Regions from separate parts of the Homo sapiens genome. Here regions 2 and 3 are each linked to region 1. Evidence: read pairs that join two places in POLR2A ChIA-PET (ENCODE). Cell type or tissue: HepG2. All regions are shown on one strand.

The links. ChIA-PET counts read pairs that join two places held together with the same protein. Peaks named below come from ENCODE experiments on the same cell type or tissue, not always from the same donor. Only the 100,000 strongest peaks of a DNase experiment are listed, where the experiment ranks them.
Region 2: POLR2A ChIA-PET joins it to region 1 with 6 read pairs; 2 of 35 experiments call an interaction of 5 or more read pairs at or near these places.
Region 3: POLR2A ChIA-PET joins it to region 1 with 7 read pairs; 2 of 35 experiments call an interaction of 5 or more read pairs at or near these places.

The regions. Positions count from the first base shown.
Region 1 is chr14:77,497,437-77,499,936 of GRCh38, reverse strand. It overlaps ISM2 (isthmin 2), which reads left to right and starts at 1,121. Exons shown (of 7, transcript NM_199296.3): 1 at 1,121-1,284. The coding sequence starts at 1,144. RefSeq lists an enhancer at 438-497 and silencers at 868-1,057, 1,328-1,537, 1,578-1,637. In HepG2, no CTCF peak of the experiment used is centred here; DNase peaks (open chromatin) are centred at 846 and 1,116; H3K4me3 peaks cover 2,085 bases.
Region 2 is chr14:77,207,340-77,209,839 of GRCh38, reverse strand. All of the region lies in intron 1 of TMEM63C (transmembrane protein 63C), which reads right to left. Among named protein-coding and RNA genes, the nearest start is that of TMEM63C, 27 kb to the right of the region's middle. In HepG2, no CTCF peak of the experiment used is centred here; a DNase peak (open chromatin) is centred at 979.
Region 3 is chr14:77,345,478-77,347,977 of GRCh38, reverse strand. It overlaps TMED8 (transmembrane p24 trafficking protein family member 8), which reads left to right. Exons shown (of 6, transcript NM_213601.3): 3 at 1,500-1,629. Among named protein-coding and RNA genes, the nearest start is that of GSTZ1, 26 kb to the right of the region's middle. In HepG2, no CTCF peak of the experiment used is centred here; a DNase peak (open chromatin) is centred at 1,297.

The DNA of each region.
Region 1 (2,500 bases):
GGATGAAGTGGGCAGTTTCACTGTTTCACCCAGGATACAACTAGGCGACGACCAGACTCCCGGCTGTCCTTCTGGGACTTTATCCTCACATCTGAGTCTCAACTTTCTCCTGTTTTGTTTTCTGAGACAGGGTCGCACTCTGTCGCCTAGGTTGGAGTGCAATAGTGCAATCTCGGCTCACTGCAGCCTCTGCCTCCCAGGTGCAAGCGATTCTCCCACCTGTGTGTGGGCCAGGTGCGCCGGACCTCGGGGCTCCCACCCGCTGGGACTACGGGTGCGCGCTGCCACGCCCGGCTAATTTTTGTATTTTTAGTAGAGACGGGGTTTCACCTTGTTGGCCAGGCTGGTCTCAACTCCTGACCTCAAGTGATCTTCCTGCCTCGGCCTCCCAAACTGCTGGGATTACAGGCGTGAGCCACCGGCCGACTCTCCGGTTTTTAAAAGTGCTCTGAGAACATTCCGAGGACACTGGGTGCAGAATGGCAGGTGCTGGCTTGTGCCTCTGCTCTGGTCTCCACCTCCGGCAGTAGACTGGGAAGAGCCCTGGGGGAGTTACTTCTAGGCTTCCTCCCCAGCAAACCTTCCTCGAGGCATAACCAAACATCTGCCCGGCATCCGAAGACTCGCGCCACTCTCCCGTCGGGCTGCGCCTCCCTCGCCCGCGCGGCACCGCCGGTCCAGGTCGCAGTTGGAGCGCGGTCGGGGAGGGCAGAGGTGGCGTCGGACCCTCAGGGCCCCGCAGGAGTCGCAGCGCAGGGCCGGAGCGCGCCGGGCCGCAGCTTCCCGCGAACAGGAATTCGCTGGGGGCTGCGACGGCGACAGCGGCGGGGACTGAGGGCGGGGAGGCGGCCAGATCAAAGAGAGCCGCCCACAGGGTCAAGACGGGTCGGGGAGCGCCGAGGGGCCCCTCGGAGGAGGGTGGGGGACGTCCAGGTGCGCGGACCCTAGAGCTGTGCGGGCGCCCACGCGAGGAGCCGGGGCCAGAGAGGCTGTGCGAGCTGCGCGCCCCCGCCCCGCGCGGCCCCGTGCCCCGCGCGCCCCTCAGGATCGCCGGGTCCCGCCCCCGGAGGAGGCGAGGCGGGGCGCGACTGGGTTCGCGGCCGCGTGCAGAGGTGCAGGCAGAGCAGCCTCGGAACCGAGACGATGCGTGCGCTCCGCGACCGAGCCGGGCTCCTCCTCTGCGTGCTGCTGCTGGCGGCGCTGCTGGAGGCGGCGCTAGGGCTCCCCGTGAAGAAGCCGCGGCTCCGCGGACCACGGCCTGGGAGCCTCACGAGGCTCGCAGAGGTGAGTGGCGGCGGCACCGGGCTGCGGAGCGCGCTGTCGGTCCCACCTCCCCAGCCCGCCGGCTCCAGCCGTGCGGGGAGCGGGACCGGGACACACACAGGCAGCGACCCCCCGATGGAGAGAGGGGCCGGGGCCGGCCGGAAGCTCCCGGACACCGGGCGTTGCCCAGGTGCGCCGGACTTCGGGGCTTCCACTCCTCGCGCGTGACCGCGAGCCGGGCTGCCGCGGACCAGCCGGGTGACAAGTTTGACTTCTGTGCGGAGTGAGGTGGCCGACACTCCACGGTGGCCGGGCTTCCTCGCCCTGAGCGGACCTCGCCTGCAGCCCCCTTTCCAGGTGCGCGCTAGCTCGGAGAGGAGTCCCGCCGGTGCGAGGAATCTGGCGCTTTGCGGAGTGGCGGGCCAGGGCCGCTGAGGTTCAAACGGTCAGGTGAGCCCCTTCCATGAGACAAGCGGAGGCACAGTGGGGCTCTCCAGCCGCCGGCAGGGGTGGCCAGCCTGAGACTGGCTCTGTCCTCGTGGCCTGTGGGTGGGCATTGGGGTATAAAACAGGAATGAGATGGAAGAGTGGTGTTGGCCATGGAGAGAAGCCATGGTCTGTCAAACCCTGTGTCTTCCAGTCACTGAGGGGTCTACAGTCCAGCTTATTGCCCCCTGGAATGCAGCGGACGTTCATTCCCATGGGGACAAAGACAGCCAGACTTGTATTAGGGTATGCAGGAGCAGTCCTATGTGGCAGGTGGTCTTAGGTCTTGGGTCCTGGGTCCTTCCATGTACTAAGCTGTAGGAGGCCCGAATAGCTCTTCCCATCTTGCCGTTTTTCCTTCCTTCCTTCCTTCCTTCCTTCCTTCCTTCCTTCCTTCCTTCCTTCCTTCCTTCCTTCCCTCCCTCCCTCCCTCCCTCCCTCCCTCCCTCCTTCCTTCCTACTTTTTCTTTCTCCCTCTCTTTTATTTTATTTTTGGGACAGGATCTCTCTCTGTCACCCAGGCTGGAGTGCGGTGGTGTGATGATAGCTCACTGTAGCCTCAACCTCCCGGACTCAATCGATCCTCCAGCCTCAGCCTCCTGGGTACCTGGGAGCGCAGGCATGCACCACCACACCTGGCTAATTTTTTTTATTTTTTATTTTGTAGAGATGGGGGGGTCTCACTGTGTGTCCCAGGCTGGTCTTGAACTTCTGACCTCAAGCAATCCTCCTGCCTCAGCCTCCCATAGTG
Region 2 (2,500 bases), 290 kb after region 1:
CTGGCCTGGCTACTTCCTCATGGTACCCTCTGTTCTGCCCCACTAGCCCCCTTATTCAGAGTTGCTTGCCCCACCCCTACACAGCTTGAGCCACTTCCTCCTGGACTTGGGTGAGCCTTGGTCTCATCAGCATTTAAAGCCCCTGAGTCCAGCTTATATTGTACTCCTCTGAACCCTCTTTCAGATTACCAGCCCTGTCTGAACCTTGTTCCCACCCTCTTTACACAGCTGGCCTTGCAACCACTGCCTGGGACCATCCTCTCATTTTCCCATGCACGTGAGCAGCCAGCTTACCAACAAATCCATGGGCTCTTTGATAGTAGGGACCATATCTTTCTCTTATACTTTTCATGGTTCTCCCAAAGACCATCACGTAGTAGGCCTCAATGAGAGACAGAAGGCCCTTTACCCAGAGACACACTCAAGGGTAGGAAAGAATAAAATGTAGGTGGTTTGTACACATTTGCACAGTGCACAGAGTACATGAATCCCAAATTTTTGCCCCCACATAGCGCACATTGGCTACCAAGTTTCCCTCCAGCAGTCGCTGCAGGGAGTGGAGGGAGCATACAGCTGCAGGTAAGGAGACTGGGTGTGAATCTGGCTCTATTGTTTATCAGCTGCTAGTTAACCTCTTGCTATTCAGTTTTTTCTTAAAGATCATATCTGTCCTGCCTATACCAGGGTGATTATGAGTGTTAGTTAAAGGGCATAGTGCATGGAGACTCTTTCTGTAAACTGTGCCACAAACTAAGTTGTTGCTTTTGCTGTCCTCTTCATAGGATCGAAGCCAGCCTTCCCCGAGAGGTCCCCAAACGTCCCTCCGCTGCAGTCACTCCTGAAGCCTCAGCATGGGGTGAGAGGATTGCAGTTCCACCTTCCATTGGGCCCACGATGCAAGCAGAGCAATGATCCCGCTGCCCCTGGCTGGGTCCAGCTGGGCTCTCAGCACCATGGACAGCACCATGCTGGGCAAAGGCATTTCTGCTTCTGCTGCTCTCTGCCAGGGCTCGTGGGCAGGGCCAGGCAATTCTCGCTGCTGCCCCAGCCCAAGAATAAGAATAACAGCTAACACTTATTGAGTGAGTTCTATATGCCAGGCCCTGTGCCAAGTCTCTTCAGGTGTCGACTGGGTTAAACCTATCAGGTTGCATATGGGACACGGTTGATACCCTCAGCATCCATTCCCACCTCTGTGCCTTCCTATATTGCAGAAGCTGGAAAGTTAAAAGGTACATTTCCAACACTCCCTTGCAGCTGGGGTTCTGGATACAGATTAGAGCTCTTCAATTAGACATGCTGGAGATAGATTTACAAGGCTGAAGGGAGGAGAGGGAGGAGGAGGCGATCTCCCTGGTGCTCAGGCCGTGTTCTGCTGACAAGCCATGCCGAGGACAGGAAGGGATTCTCTGCAGGAAGTTCAATGCCCAGTCTCTGGCTCCCAGGGAGGGGGTGGTGTGAGAGGCAATTGTGGCAAAAGCTGCAGCAGTTTTCTCATCCCTAGATAGCAGGTGAAAGGACGTGAACTCTGTGGCTCCAGTAATGGCCCTCCTGACTGGGTGAGGAGTAATTTGTCTGGAGGGACAGTTCTGCTCTGTTCTGAAGACCCAGCTTCTAATTCTTCCAGTGATTTCGAGACCCTGCGATTCCCTGTATGAATCAAGCTGACTACAGCATCATGTCCCAGTCCTGGTTTTGCTTAAGATTCCTAGAGTGTTTTTTGTTTCCTGTACAAAGACCAGGCAGGTTCTATTATTATCCCATCTTATGAATGAGGAATTTCAGGCCCAGAGAGGTTAAAAGACTTGCCCAGATCAGGGAGTTAGTACCGTGAAGTTAGGGCCTGAGCTGGGGGGCTGGTTCCACAGCCCCCTCCTGATCACTTTGCTATGTGCCACCCTCGAGGCAGAGAACGCTGATTCCAACAAGCAGGAATGAAGCTGCTAGGCTCAAGACAGAAGTACACTGAAAAAAGGAAAGGCTGATAGAGAATACTGGAACCACACTCCAGGCTCCTATGGGTGTAGCCCCTGAGGGGGCCTCAGGAGAAGAAAGGGGCAGGAAAGGACATGGGCATTTGTGATGGGCCAGGCCTTCTTATGGCTATCCCACTGAACATCGTTTATTCCTCACAAGCAACATGAGAGGTAGCAGCCTAAGAAGTAAGAGTCAGTATCCCCATCTTACACGTACAGAAACTGAGGCTCAGAGAGGTTAAGTAACTGGCCTAAAGTTACACAGCTGGAGAGAGACAAAGGCAGGATTAGAATCTAAGTGTCTGCCTCCACTACATCACGCAGCCTCCGAAGGCACAAGCCTTTGAAGGAACAGAGCAGCTTTGCCCAATTCCAGGAGGACTGTATTTCTGGGGTACAGGAGGATGGCCTCCCACATCTGTACTACATCTAAGGGACTCTCAGCTAAAGAGAAGGACCAGGCAGCTTCTATTTTTATCCCATCTTATGAATGAGGAATTTCAGGCCCAGAGAGGTTAAGAAAC
Region 3 (2,500 bases), 150 kb after region 1:
TCTTGAGAAAATGAGAATGAAAAAAGGGAAATAACATTTTAGTGTTATTATGAAACAGTTTGAACTTCATAGACTCCCCCGAAGGGCCCCTAGACCATACTTGGATAACTGCCATTCAAAAAAATCCATGTCACCTTTTATCAGCAACAGATTCCCAAAAGGCCTGGGTTATTTTGCTACAACCGTGGCACTAATTTTCTAGTTTTTGTGAGGCCAGGGGAAATGGAAGAGAGCATAAATCATTCCCTTGCATCTTTATAATCAACTATTCATGGCTGAGCACGGTGGCTCACGCCTGTAATCCTAGTACTTTGGGAGGCCGAGGCAGGCAGATCACCTGAGGTCGGGAGTTCAAGACCAGCCTGACCAACAACATGGAGAAACACTGTCTCTACTAAAAATACAAAATTAGCCGGGTGTCGTGGCACATGCCTGTGATCCCAGCTACTCGGGAGGCTGAGGCAGGAGAATTGCTTGAGGTTGTGGTGAGATGCATCACTGGTGCACTCTGCCAAAAAACAAACAACTATTCACATAGCTGTGTTTGAAGCCATTGGGATTGTTGATTAATGTGCTTTAAAAAGGAGAGAAAGTGATGACCCCTAGCACTGAACGGGGACAGGGTATGAAACGGATCTGCTGAAAGACTGCCTCAGGGATAACTGCAGAGAGGGTTGCCTTGATCATCATTTTGTACTTTGTTTTGGTGCCCAGTCTCCCTTAGGCAGACCTCCTCCTTTTGCTTCTAGCCAGTGGCTTTGTGTGTAGAACTGAACTGAGATTCTACCAATTCCTCGGTTAAAATTCTGTGGGCCCTGTGGGCCGCAGAGTGAGGAATAACATTGGAACTCACAGAAGCCGAGGGCAGGATGGTGGTTAATAGGTGTTGGGGCCAGGGGGTGGGATGGGGAGATGTTGGTCAAGTGGTATAAGGTGTTAGAAGGAGGAACAAGTTCTGGAGATCTTTGTACAACATGGTGACAATAGTTAATAACAATGTATACTTGAAAATTGCTAAGACAGTAGATTTTAAATGTTCTCACCACAAAAAGGAGTATGTGAGGGGATGGATATGTTAATTAGCTCAATTTAATCATTTTACAATGTGTACATATATCAAAACAGCACATTGTACACCATAAATATATACACTTTGTCAACTAAAATAAATAAATAAAAGAAACAACAATGACAAAAAAAAAAAAAAAAAAAAAAAACCAGACCAGCAGTCCATCTCAGATGATGGAGCTGTGTGTTTTCCATGGTTCTCCTAGCCTTTGACCTGGCCTTGTTAGTCTTTGTTTTCACACTGTCAACACTTTACTGTGGACCAATTCAGCCCTGGGCAGTGGTCGGCTAAGGTGACAGTAGAGCTAAATAAATGCCAGGGGCAGGTGGGGCAGGGGGTATCTCGAATGTTGTTTTATTTCAAAGTTTCTCCAGGATGATTGAGTCTTTTCAAAGAGTCCTTGAATTAACATGCTCTCTTCCTCTGAGAGGCCACAGATGGTATCTCCAGTGAGTAAGGATGCCACGGAAGATCTGCGGAAAGCAACTGGTCCTTTGGAGGCTCAGGCCTTGGTGAAACAGGATTTGCTGCCTGCAGACCAGGCCCAGGTCCTCAATGAGGTAGGGGGCAGATTCTGGCTCTTTCTTATGAAAGGAGGCACCAGAATGTGGACACATAGTGGTTGGGTTGGAATTAGAAAGCACTGCGAGGGTGGCTCCCGGAATTCTCTCTTTGCCCTCTAATTTAGGGCATCTTGGTCTTCATTATTTTTTGGAGAATGATTATTTGTATCTTCCACAGGGCCCATCATTGTACTGGCACCCAGTAGGCACCGATTCAGAAAACGAAGTGTTAGAGTGAATGTTCATGTGTTCTCTAAAATCCTCTTCATTGAGGAGCCTGAAGTCATTGGACTATTTTGCTCTTACTTTTCTTGTGGTAGATCTATTTAGTATTTATGATAAAGATTCCACAGAAGCTTTTTTTTTTTTTTTTTTTTGAGACAGGGTCTCCCTCTGTCGCCCAGGCTGGAGTGCAGTGGCACGATCTTGGCTCACTGCAACCTCCACCTCCTGGGTTCAAGTGATTGTCCCACCTCGCCTCCCGAGTAGCTGGGATTACAGGCACATGCCACCACACCCGGCTAATTTTTGTATTTTTAGTAGAGGCAGGGCTTCACCATATTGGTCAGGCTAATCTCGAACTCCTGACCTCAGGTGATCCACCCGCCTTGACCTCCCAAAGTGCTATGATTACAGATGTGAGCCACTGTGCCTGGCCTTGATTTTTTTTTTTTTTTTTTTTTTTTGAGACAAAGGTCTCACTCTGTCACCCGGCTTCAGTGCGATGGTGCAGTCATGGCTCACTGCAGCCTCAAAATCCTGGGCTCGAGTGATCCTCCTGCCTCAGCCTTCCAAGTAGCTGTATGGAAGTGATGGTGTAGTGGTGCCCCTGCCATGGAGGGATGGGGGCGGGATGGGGTTGTTTCTA